Linked DNA regions of Homo sapiens: regions 2, 3 and 4 are each linked to region 1. A link is a contact called in ENCODE Hi-C data. All regions are on one chromosome and are shown on one strand. The core of a region is the stretch at or near the end of the contact, and the rest is flanking DNA. Distances in the headings are between cores, read along the strand shown. Region 1 holds the start of HDAC2 (histone deacetylase 2). Region 2 holds the start of GOPC (golgi associated PDZ and coiled-coil motif containing). Region 3 holds the start of FIG4 (FIG4 phosphoinositide 5-phosphatase). Region 4 holds the start of CDC40 (cell division cycle 40).

Evidence for each region. Hi-C counts contacts between places; a loop is a spot of excess contacts on that map. Pooled maps may share reads with other maps.
Region 2: a loop to region 1 is called in a map of CD4-positive, alpha-beta memory T cell, with 30 times the contacts of the local background. The contact joins the promoter of GOPC here to the promoter of HDAC2 in region 1. A Hi-C loop is called at or near these places in 2 of 168 maps with a recorded cell type or tissue (CD4-positive, alpha-beta memory T cell and naive thymus-derived CD4-positive, alpha-beta T cell), 1 of 37 single-sample maps with no recorded cell type and 7 of 50 pooled maps.
Region 3: a loop to region 1 is called in a map of CD8-positive, alpha-beta T cell, with 15 times the contacts of the local background. The contact joins the promoter of FIG4 here to the promoter of HDAC2 in region 1. A Hi-C loop is called at or near these places in 3 of 168 maps with a recorded cell type or tissue (CD4-positive, alpha-beta T cell, CD8-positive, alpha-beta T cell and naive thymus-derived CD4-positive, alpha-beta T cell) and 10 of 50 pooled maps.
Region 4: a map of CD4-positive, alpha-beta T cell shows a loop between it and region 1 (7-fold over the local background). The contact joins the promoter of CDC40 here to the promoter of HDAC2 in region 1. A Hi-C loop is called at or near these places in 4 of 168 maps with a recorded cell type or tissue (CD4-positive, alpha-beta T cell, CD4-positive, alpha-beta memory T cell, CD8-positive, alpha-beta T cell and 1 more), 1 of 37 single-sample maps with no recorded cell type and 11 of 50 pooled maps.

Annotation. Positions count from the first base shown.
Region 1 is chr6:113,969,825-113,972,524 of GRCh38, reverse strand. It overlaps HDAC2 (histone deacetylase 2), which reads left to right and starts at 1,377. Exons shown (of 14, transcript NM_001527.4): 1 at 1,377-1,668. The coding sequence starts at 1,617. HDAC2-AS2 (HDAC2 and HS3ST5 antisense RNA 2) reads right to left here. Exons shown (of 10, transcript NR_125845.1): 1 at 2,247-2,700. RefSeq lists silencers at 867-1,046, 1,022-1,465, 1,407-1,706, 1,917-2,236 and an enhancer at 882-1,860.
Region 2 is chr6:117,601,200-117,603,899 of GRCh38, reverse strand. GOPC (golgi associated PDZ and coiled-coil motif containing) reads left to right here and starts at 1,389. Exons shown (of 9, transcript NM_020399.4): 1 at 1,389-1,896. The coding sequence starts at 1,612. It also overlaps the pseudogene NEPNP. RefSeq lists enhancers at 998-1,287, 1,418-1,507.
Region 3 is chr6:109,689,910-109,692,609 of GRCh38, reverse strand. FIG4 (FIG4 phosphoinositide 5-phosphatase) reads right to left here and starts at 1,314. Exons shown (of 23, transcript NM_014845.6): 1 at 1,109-1,314. The coding sequence starts at 1,174. It overlaps AK9 (adenylate kinase 9), which reads left to right and starts at 1,408. Exons shown (of 41, transcript NM_001145128.3): 1 at 1,408-1,463. RefSeq lists an enhancer at 1,361-1,830.
Region 4 is chr6:110,178,992-110,181,691 of GRCh38, reverse strand. CDC40 (cell division cycle 40) reads right to left here and starts at 1,265. Exons shown (of 15, transcript NM_015891.3): 1 at 1,059-1,265. The coding sequence starts at 1,247. It overlaps WASF1 (WASP family member 1), which reads left to right and starts at 2,022. Exons shown (of 11, transcript NM_003931.3): 1 at 2,022-2,253. RefSeq lists silencers at 1,993-2,102, 2,343-2,662.

The sequences.
Region 1 (2,700 bases), core at 128-2,627:
GAGCACAACTTAGAAGGTCAATTAACTTTACCTCTAGGCCAGTGTTTCACTCACCGTAATTTCTCTAGCAACTTCATCAGTCACCTGGGGTCTTGTTAAAAATACAGAGGAGGGGGCGGAGGGAGGGCAGGGGCCACCCTGGACTTAACTTTTTCTAAATCTCTTGGGGGTGAGGTTGGGGAAAATTGCTGCTTTAAGCATGAACACTTTCGGGATTTTGAAGTCAAACAGCAAATTAAAAGGGGTATTTTTGGTAGTGGCTCTTAAATTCCAGCATCAATACAGCCTTTTTTTTTTTTTAATAGGGGTGTATTTGGGGGGTAGGGATAGCAATTTTATATAACTGGGATTGGGTGCTATAAAACAGGCTGTTAGCCTCCAGCCCTCACCTGCAAGGTGGCTGGCTTAAGGTAGGTACTTGATAAATGTGGATTTATTTAACAGAGGAACACTTGTATTCATAACCTCCAAGAGTTTCGAAAGTCTTTCTGCTCCAATCTTCCAGTGTCTAGCCAGCAGCATTGCTGCAGAGTGGAACAGCTAGGGTGCGTGGAGTTTGCAGAATGAGTTCAAACCTCCAGACTTATCAGTTAGCAGTAAGAACAAGTTCCTTAATCTGCCTCCACCTATAAAGAAGGAGTACAATTGCCACTTACCTCCTAGAGTTGTTGAGAGTCTTAAATGAGATTAAATATTATAAATAGATTATCAATGGAATATATTATAAATGCAAGTGCTTAGAACTGTACCTTATAAATGAGCTCCACAGATGCTTATTAAAACCCGAGCGGTGCCCTCTCCCCTTAACATCCGTAATAGGCCCCCTTACACCTCATACCCATTACGAGTCAAAATAATAATAATAATAATAAATAAGTGAACAAACGACAAACGAGAAAACTAGGCTACCAGGCACTGGGGCGATGGGCCACAGCCCGGCGGGGTAGTGGGCCCGGAAGGGGCGCGGGAGTGGGCTCTCCCCGCCGGGCTCGCGGCACGTGGTCGGCTTGGGCGGGAGCTTCGCGACAGTGGGGGAGGGGAGCAGCGTGGGACGCCGAGGAGGGGTCCAGACCGCCAAGGCTACGAGGCGCCGACTGCGCAGGCTCGGGGACAGGCGCAACCACTGCGCGCAGACCTGAGGGGGAGAACGTCCACCCGGCTGCACGCTCCCTGGATCTACTTGCGCAGCGAAAGCTTGTCTTCTTCCTCATTTTAACACTGTGTATGGCGCCGCCTTGCGCAGGTTGTTCACCCTAACAGGGCCTCTAACCTCGAGCCCGAAACGGCCTCCTTCTCCAGCCGTGCCCCTTCCTCCCCCGTGGAGGCCGCAGTGGATGCGCTCACCTCCCTGCGGCCTCCTGAGGTGGTTTGGTGGCCCCCTCCTCGCGAGTTGGTGCCGCTGCCACCTCCGATTCCGAGCTTTCGGCACCTCTGCCGGGTGGTACCGAGCCTTCCCGGCGCCCCCTCCTCTCCTCCCACCGGCCTGCCCTTCCCCGCGGGACTATCGCCCCCACGTTTCCCTCAGCCCTTTTCTCTCCCGGCCGAGCCGCGGCGGCAGCAGCAGCAGCAGCAGCAGCAGGAGGAGGAGCCCGGTGGCGGCGGTGGCCGGGGAGCCCATGGCGTACAGTCAAGGAGGCGGCAAAAAAAAAGTCTGCTACTACTACGACGGTGAGCGGCCGGGCCGGTGTCGGGGTGGGCGCGCGGGGCCGGGCGCTGGGTTCCGCGGCTGCCGTCGCGAGTGGGCGCCGGGGCTGAGGGGTGGGAAGGAGGAGGGACCGACATTTGGCCGCATCTTAACCCGTTCCCGGCCCGGCACAGTTAGAACGAGACCCTCTTCCTGGCGCAGCCCCCGCGGTTCCTGCGGGCGGGAATCAGGGGGCCCGCCCGTCTTGTCTCCTGCCTCTCCCCCTTCGGCCGTGCAGTCCGCAGCCTCGAAGGTGGCCGCCGCTGGGGACGGCGCCGGCCTACCCCGCCTTGGTGGTGGCGGCGGCGAAGGGGGCGGCCCATTCTCTCCCTTCTCCCGCCCACCATTCGTGGCAACGCAGGTTTGGGGTGCCCCGCGTCGGCCTCCTACCCCCTCGACCCGTCCCCCGCGAGGCAAAATTTCTATCCCGGCCTTGACTCTACACAAAGCCCCGCGGCCGCGAGAGCTCCGCCCCTCCCGTCCCCTTCCCTCCTCCTCGCCTGCTCGCCTCCCCTACCCTGCGTTCGGTCTGGCCGGAGCGTCTTCTCCTTCCTCGGCTTACCCTTTCCCCGGACCCCTCCTCCCGGTGGGCGCTGGAGAGTAGTTACTGAGGGTGGGGGCTCAGGTCGCGTGTGGCTTTATCACACCCATGTTTTGCGTGGGCTCCAACCCTCTCCTTTGTTCGCTGGGTTCTTTGAGCGCGTCTTTCTCAGGATTCAAATGGAAGGGCTTCACTTCCTCAATAATAGTTCGGGTTTTCCAGTTTCAGGCAGAAAGACTTCGTAGGAAATAAGAGGTGGTAGGGAGATGTGGAACTGCTACTGCTTGTGTTGTAGATCAGACTCCATGGGTCCTGGCTTGCCTCAGAGAGGTGGTTACCACCCACTTCTTTGTTGCTCTTTGTTCGATCAGGAAATAGACCCTGCTTTGGGGATTTAGAGAGCATTGGTATCTTGCAAAGGCTGTTCCTAGGTGGTGGGGAATCCTGGTATGGGAAAACTTTGAGAAGTGGGAGA
Region 2 (2,700 bases), core at 140-2,639, 3.6 Mb before region 1:
ACAGGTTTCTCTTTCCCTTTCTAGGACTGTCTACCCTTGAACTGGAAGTAGGCAGAATGTAAAGAGAGGAGTTGCTGGATACTTTTAAAGGCACTGAAAAATTCAAGTTAAAGTTATAGTTGAGGGGTAGTAGCCTCACTAGCCTATCTTGAGTAAGGGTCATGTCTCATTCATTTTTGTGTCTTCAATGTCGCAACAGAGCTCTGCATTCAATATATTTGTAAATATATGAATTCACAATTTTGATTTTCTGAAATGTCACGTGTGAGGACACTACCAGTTTTCAAATAAATACACCTTTTAAAGTACAGTTATGTGCCAAATAACAAGGCTTCAGCAATGAATGGATCGCATAAACTATGGTGATCCTATAAGAGTATATGACTGTACCTTTTCTATGTTTAGATATGTTTAAGTACACAAATAGTTACCACTGTGTTATAATCGCCTACCGTATCCAGAATGGCAACATGCTGTACAGGTTTACAGCCTAAGAGCAATAGGCTACATCATATAGCCTGGGTGTGTAGTAGGCTATACTATCTAGGTTTGTGTTTAAATACACTCTAGGATGTTCCCTAAGGGATGATTAACCTAAGGACACATTCCTAAGAACATATCCCCATCTTAAGTGAAGCACTACTGTAGTTGCTTTTGAAATGTGTGACCTATGGTGTATTAAGAGGAATACCGTGTGCCAAGAAGTGACGCTAAGCGTTTTACCTTACAACTGAGTTAAGTAAAATTTGGAAACTTGGTTTCGAGGTTAATACATGAAAGGCGACACAGGTAGTATGTGACAGAGGGTAAGAATTGAATCCAGGTCTACCTGACTCTTAATCACAAGACAAAAAGTCTTCTATTAATTCCGCAAAATCTGGTCAGCCGCTTCAATGCGCAGCTTTAGGCAGTCCACACCTGGAATTTGGGGTCTGGTTTACCAAGAACAGCCAGTGTGTACACCCACTCCATCCTATCCAGGAACTGGAATCGAGAAGGTAAAAACGTGGCTATTGCGCATGCTCACACCGCCCTTCCTTGCTCTCCCCTCCCTGACCCTAGATGCCACCGCAGCAACTTTCTGGGAGGATTTTGGAACGGCTCCCGCCAACTGTTAAGTCAAACCGGCGGAAATCCTTCCTTTCTGCGACGTGGACACCTTTCTCATCCTCGGGCCTTTCCAACCAGGGTGCAGAAACCACGCGCCTCCGTTTCTCAGGGATTCAAGCCGTAGTTTGCCAGTTGTTAATATGGCCGCTGACAGGCCGCTCCCAAGCTGAGGCCTTTCATAGGCCAAGATCGCATCCTGTCCCCGCCTATTTTGTCCCTCGTGGCTGCGTCCGCCCAGCTCTTCGCTACGCATGCGCAGCGGGGGCAGGCTGGGAGGTGGGACTGACTGAGTCTTCCGTGTGTCGCCGCCGTTGCCGCCTCAGCTTCAGCCTCGTTACTCCTGCGGTTCTGTGACTGTGCTGCTGGCGTTAACGGCGCGAGGTGAAGGGAGGTGACGGAGTGTGCCCGCGCGCGCGGGGGTCCCCTCAGTCCCAGCAGTTCCCTTCGTGCGCGGGGGGCGGCGAGGGTCTTCAGCAGTCGGGAGAGGCCCTTGACGGCGCCATGTCGGCGGGCGGTCCATGCCCAGCAGCAGCCGGAGGGGGCCCAGGGGGCGCCTCCTGCTCCGTGGGGGCCCCTGGCGGGGTATCCATGTTCCGGTGGCTGGAGGTGCTGGAGAAGGAGTTCGACAAAGCTTTTGTGGATGTGGATCTGCTCCTGGGAGAGATCGATCCAGACCAAGCGGACATCACTTATGAGGGGCGACAGAAGATGACCAGCCTGAGCTCCTGCTTTGCACAGCTTTGCCACAAAGCCCAGTCTGTGTCTCAAATCAACCACAAGCTGGAGGTGAGCCGTGGGTGCTGGCGGCTATGGCATCCAACCCCAGGCTGCCCGGTGGCGTCAGATGCCATTTAACGCTCCAGTGAAACGACCCTAGAAAACTGCCCACCGGGGCTTCAAATGTGATGGGAGAGTGCATGTCTGAGGAGTGAGGTGAGGGTGGGGGACAAAAAGGGCCCTAGACCGACGTGTGAGTTCCCGGGGTACTGTCGTCCACCTTCCTAGTATCTCTCTGAGGAGGAAACTAATTACATACACCAGCCTCCATTGCACATGTTACATTAACAAACCTAACAAAGATTCTCTGTCATGAAAATACCGTAGGCCACCTTTTGACAACTGAGTTTTGCAGATCTGCTTTCACATTGATAAACCGAATTTGTATATGTTAAGACAGATACAGCACTGATTATTTTCATTTTAATTATTCCAGGTCAGCGCCTATGATTGCATACAGAGACATGCATAAACTATTTAGGGGAATCTGATCAAAGCTCTTAGGAAAATTTCGTGGTGCATAACGATAGTATCACTGTCTCGGTTTACATCCATAGTTGGTTGTTAAATTACAGGCAGATACCTCCAGAGAGCTCCCTGCAATTATTGAAATTACTTCTGACCTTGAGTTTTTATATGCTTGTACATTACTGTGTAATTTTCCAAAGTCTGGATTTATTTTTGAGAGAGTGTAAAGAATCATTTGCTTTAATCTCTGATCCTGGGTGTGGGTGAGGGTGGAGTGGCTGTGGTTCAAAAAAACAAAAATATCATATTGTGCAGAAAATTTAAAAAGGACATTATTAAAATATT
Region 3 (2,700 bases), core at 65-2,564, 4.3 Mb after region 1:
GGTCTCATTAGAGAACTGAAAATACTTGCAAATACAGTATATTTGATAATGTCATTTTCTGCTCTAGATCTAATCAAAGTTGTCAGCAAAATTAATTTAAGGTCCACAATTCTCTACTCATGTTAACCTGAGGGAGAGGTTATTGTGCTATTAGGACTACGTTATAACTGAGAAACTGTTAAATGCCTTCTCATACTCCTCTAATGGAGACAACCCAAGTTTCAGAGAAACAGTTTATAAAGCACTCTATAACATAGTGAAGAGCATTATGAAAATATCTGGCATATGCAATCTTGTTAGCATGAAATGGGTAATATTAAACACAGTCCCTAATATCACTGTGGCACCCCAATTTAGAAGAGCTATACTGTACCAACTTTGCTTTCCACCCACAGAAAGGACCAAGTATGAAGTTATATAAACACCATTCTCCCTTAATTGAGGAACTGGTAATCGAAATACAAACTGATCTGCTTATTCACTATTTACATGGCCATTCAAAGTAATAAAATTTTAAAAGTAAATGTTATGTTGAAAAAAGTCAAGTGAAAAGCAAGATGTTATCCAAACAAATTATCTGTCTTTAAACAAAGTAAGTTTTCCTTTCCTTTCAAATAAGAAAAAAAGAGAACCAAAAAGTTCACCAATAGAAGTGTAATTCACATGAATCGCAGTGATGGTATACCATGGAATAGGAAAAAATAAGTTACAAGTCATAGTTCAAATTTTTTTCATACCCCTGCCTGTACTGTAACTTGTGAACTCTAGAACTTTAACAGACTTTCTGAAAGCTGAAAAGAATCCAGTAACTCGTACAGAGAACCTCATGAACAGTTCCTGAGGTACCACAAGCACCTGTTTCCAGCGTGTTCCAGCCATGGCTTGTAAGTGGACCTGCAAATGCTGCAATGTCCAGGGTACCAAAATAGGGGAAAGGCGCCCAGGCACAGCTCAAGGGAGCTAGCTTACCCCAAGGCTGTGTTTGACAGGGATTTGGGAACTGGAGAGGAAGGAGGAGGAGGCAGAGTACAGCCTCTGTCCTACGGCCCCACACCCACCGGCAGACATCCATCCTCCCGCCTGCGCCCCGCCGCGAGGGGGTACTCACAGCTCTAGTCTCATACAGAACCAGCTTCTGGACCGAGCTGATGATGGGGGCGGCGGCCGTGGGCATGGCGGCGGCAAATGGGGGCCCCACAACAGGGCACGAGCCTCCGGACCGCCCCAGGAGACTCGGCGAGAAAACCCCTCAGGCCCTGGACATCAAGTCCAGCCAGGAACAACACCCATTAGGCACTAAACCTATAGATGATCAGGTGTTTCCGGATCCCTGCGCCCCGCCTCCAGGCAAGCCCCGCCCCTCACGTCGGGAGCGGGGCTGGAGGACGTATCATAGAGAGGTCGGGTAGAGGCTCCCGGGACCTGCGTGCTGCCGAGAGAGGAAGCGAAGGGCACCATCTTTGGTAAGGATTGGAGGAAAACATGGGCGGAGAAAAAGTCGACGGATTAATTGAGTCTATTTATCTCCTCCCTCTCTTTGGAAAAAAGCGGAAGGTTTGGGATTGGGTAGCTTCTTTTGAAAAGGGTTCTCCGAGTTGCAGGATAGATCCTTGTGTTTTCCCTGCCTGCTGCGGCCCATTTTCCTGGAAGCCGGCCCTCTGACGGTCCTTCACTGAGTGTCAGTTTTCCCCTCACCTCTAATCCATGTTGTACCTACGCTGTGTGGCCCAAGAAATTGTTTTAAAATCACCTAAAGCTGGAAAGTGTGGCTTTGCCACACGTTTGTGCGTGAGGCTAGCCACTTGAAGTTGTCGACAGAGACTAGCGCAGTGTGGCGGAGCCGCGCTTGAAATGAGGTTTCTTCATTTCATGTGTGCGACATAAATGGGCATGCGCGTACCCTCTCTTCCATAGTTGTGAAAATGAGTGTATTATAATTATAAATGCCAAATTAGGTACAAAAGTGACTATTTCGAATTGGAAAAGAAATGACAAAGAACTACAGCCCCGCCTCTCGAGGCCCCGCCCCACCAAGCAGCAGGTGCGTGGCGGCCAGAGGTCTCCCCGGCAACCGCCCGACAGCCCCGCGGAGTCCCTGGAGGCAGTTGCTTCCCTGAGGAGGGTCCGGCTGCGGCCAGGTAAGGAGCCTTCCGGCGGCCCGCTGGGTCGTGGTCCGCCCTGGAGGCATCTTGGTATCTGTTGCACGGAACCCCGCCTCCTGCGGGGACCCCCAGACCAGCTTCTTTTCTTGCAAAACGGTCTCTTTGTAAATCCACTTTTTAAAACCACGTCTCCTTTCAACGACTGAAGTATTTATTCCACAAATATTTACTGAACACCTACTGCAAGAGTATAAGATGTAGGGGAGAGGCAGCTATCCTATCTTAGGCGGCAATTCTAGGTTTCCCAGGAAACCTCTAAACCTCAGAAACCTCTGCTAGAGGGCTTCTCAACTGCTAAGTGTAAGGAAACTTTAAAAAAAAATTATAGAATTATAGCATACCCAGATAACATTCATGTAATACCAAAGATCATATTGTAAATTAAAATTTGAGAAATTACAAAAATTGTAAAGAAATACTTAAGTCTATGTTATTTTGCGCTTCTTTCCCCCTGTAGTTTGGTACTCCTTTTATTAAGAACTAGAAGGATGGCCGTGTCCGTTCTGGCATTTTGGACTTGGATCTTTTAACTGGGAAA
Region 4 (2,700 bases), core at 16-2,515, 3.8 Mb after region 1:
TGAGCTGTGAAAGGAGAAGACTCAGGAGGTTACTGGAGGGGCTTAAGTTTGGAAAGTTTTGTTTTGATAGGAAGTTAGGAGGATTCTAAGCATTCTTTCATGACAGATGTCCATTTTTAAAAAGTAAAATTCACATACAGCTTGTTAAAAACCTGTAAAACACTTCTTAAGTCATTAAACTAGACTTGGGGACATGATACAAAGGAATTTTTGGACACCGCCTCCCCTCTTCACATCTTGAGCTGATCACCTACCTCGGGCTCTACTGGGCCTACACTACCAATTGGTAGATGCTCTCATCAGGCTCCAGACACATCAGCTTTTCCTCAGTTCTTCAAACCCACTAGGCTCTTTGCGTTCTCAGGCTTGCCTGTCACCTCTGCCTGGAAACTCTTGCCTTATTAATCAGCTTCCTCCATTGAGATCATGCAGCTGTTTCTCAAATCCAAGGCCTTTTTCTCACTGTATTAACACACACAATCATAAAACATTTACTGCACTCTCACTAGTTGGCTCTGTGCTATATGCTTTATTTGTGTAATTTCACTCAATTTTCACACTCATCTTTTCATGTAGACAGATGTTTTGAAAATGATCTCCACTGTACAGGTGAGGAAAGAAAGGAGGCTGCATAACTTGTCCAAGTTCACACAAGTGGTGGTGCCAGGATTAGAACCTAGTTCTTCAAAAATAAGACAAATCGAGGCCACTGCTCACACAATACTCTAGTTTGGGAAGTCCTGATCTAATTTCACTTATGTTCCGAGATTACACCTGCACTTTCCAGGCTATGTCCCTAATCCACAAATTCAAATTTCATCCCCTCCTTCCACTTGCTTTCTGATGGCGGGAGGCAAGGGCAGAGAGCATCGGAGGGCTATTCCGAACTTCCAATTCTGCCTCTCCCGAGGATGCATGTGGGAAGGAGAAGAAATTCAAACGTTAGCAACTTATCTCTGAGCACTGAGAAAGAGGTAACCCGGTACCTAACAAGCGGCTGGCAGTTCTGGAGCTGAAGCCAACAATTCCCACACTGCATTAGTAGCAAAAGTGCTTACCTTAACTGCCACCTCCGGAGCCGAGTCCACTGCCACTGCTAGAGACGGCTTTGATGAAGGCGATTTAGTCAAGTGCATGAGGGAGTCGGCGGCTGGCAGCGGACACCGACTGCTCTCACTGTCCGAGTCCGATTCGGACCCTGAACCCGAACCATAGGAAGCGGCCAGAGCTGCAATCGCAGCCGACATGACGGCAACAAATCTTCTGCGGAGACCCTGCCAGGGCGGAAGAAGAAGAGGCTCCCAGGTCCTGACAGATTGCAATGGAACACATCATTAACTTTCTTTGCTAAGAAATAATGTCTTACATTTTGAAACAATAAGCTAATTATTATTAGAATAACTACTGTCGAGCTGAGAGCTTAAAAAAGTTTATCTAGGGAAAAAGGGAGAATTATAATAGTTTATAACATTTAGGACCTAGTTGACTAAAGAATATGAGTTCCAAAATACCTTGAGGCCTCGCGGTCCTGCACTCCCAGCGTGCAGCGCGGCAGGAAGCGCGAGAGGGCACAATGGGAAGTGTAGTTTGCAACGAGGGGGCGGAACGGGGGCGTGTCCCCCTTTGACCCCGCCCCCGAATGGATGTTCCATTCAATTGGCTATCATCTTCCCTCATTCCCTAGCCAAGCAGTGTTCTCTTCGTCCCCCTCCCCCAAACTGAGGATTGGGCAATACCACAGAACCTCAGGAAAGGGGGGAAGAGCGAGCTTCGGCCCCACTAATGGGGGAGTGGGCGGAGGCTGGATTTCCCACCTCGGCTGCACCTGGGCACTGGAGGCTGAAGAGGAAAGTGAGAATCTGAAGTTTTGAGACCTCTGACTGGCCAGGAATAGCTCCTGGGGCGGGGGGCAAGGATGGGACCATAGGCGGAAAGAGTCTCGCGGTCCCCCCTGCTTCTGGCGCGGGTCCCTGCGCCCGGTTGTGGAGCGTCTCGCGCGGGGAGGGGGCGGGGGGAACGGCAGCTCGCGGTGTTGTTCACTCGCGCGTCGAGCACACGGTGGGTCCGGCGGCGGGTTGGCGCCCCAGGCGGCGTTCCCTGTGGCCTGGCGCCTGGGCCGCTGCCCTGAGCGGGTTCCGCCCCAGAGCCCGACCCTCCTGGGGGCTCTAGGCGGAGTCCCGCGAGCCGAGGGGGACCGGCGACCGCTGCCGAAGCATGAAGAAGGGGTAAGGCGTGAGCCCCCAAGATTTCACGGTGAGCGCGAGTCCCTGAGGAATTGCTTTTTTCGGGGAGGGGGTGTTGGGAGAGGAACTCTTCCTTACTGGCCGGAGCAGACCGAGTGGTGTGTGGCCCGCAAAGGTGACGGGGATGGATGGGCGCGCCTTCCCCGCCCCGGCCCCCACCCCCATCCGCGGGTTTTCCGAGCGCCCACCGCCCACCCGCCAGCGGGGCTGGGTGCCGAGGGAGACGGCGGCGGGCGCGCCTGGGGCTTGGCTGCAGGGACCGCCCCGGGGCTGCTCTCGCTGGAGAGACTGTGGGTGTCACCTGAGGTGCCACCGCCCGGGCTTCCCTGCCCACCCGCGCCCGCGGTCCGCCCCGTGCCTCTTTCCGGGGGAGGCGGTAGCCCCGGGCGACAGAGAATCCCCTGCTCGCCCTACGTGCGCGAGGCTCGGTAAAGCGAGCTCGTGCGTTTGCGTGTTT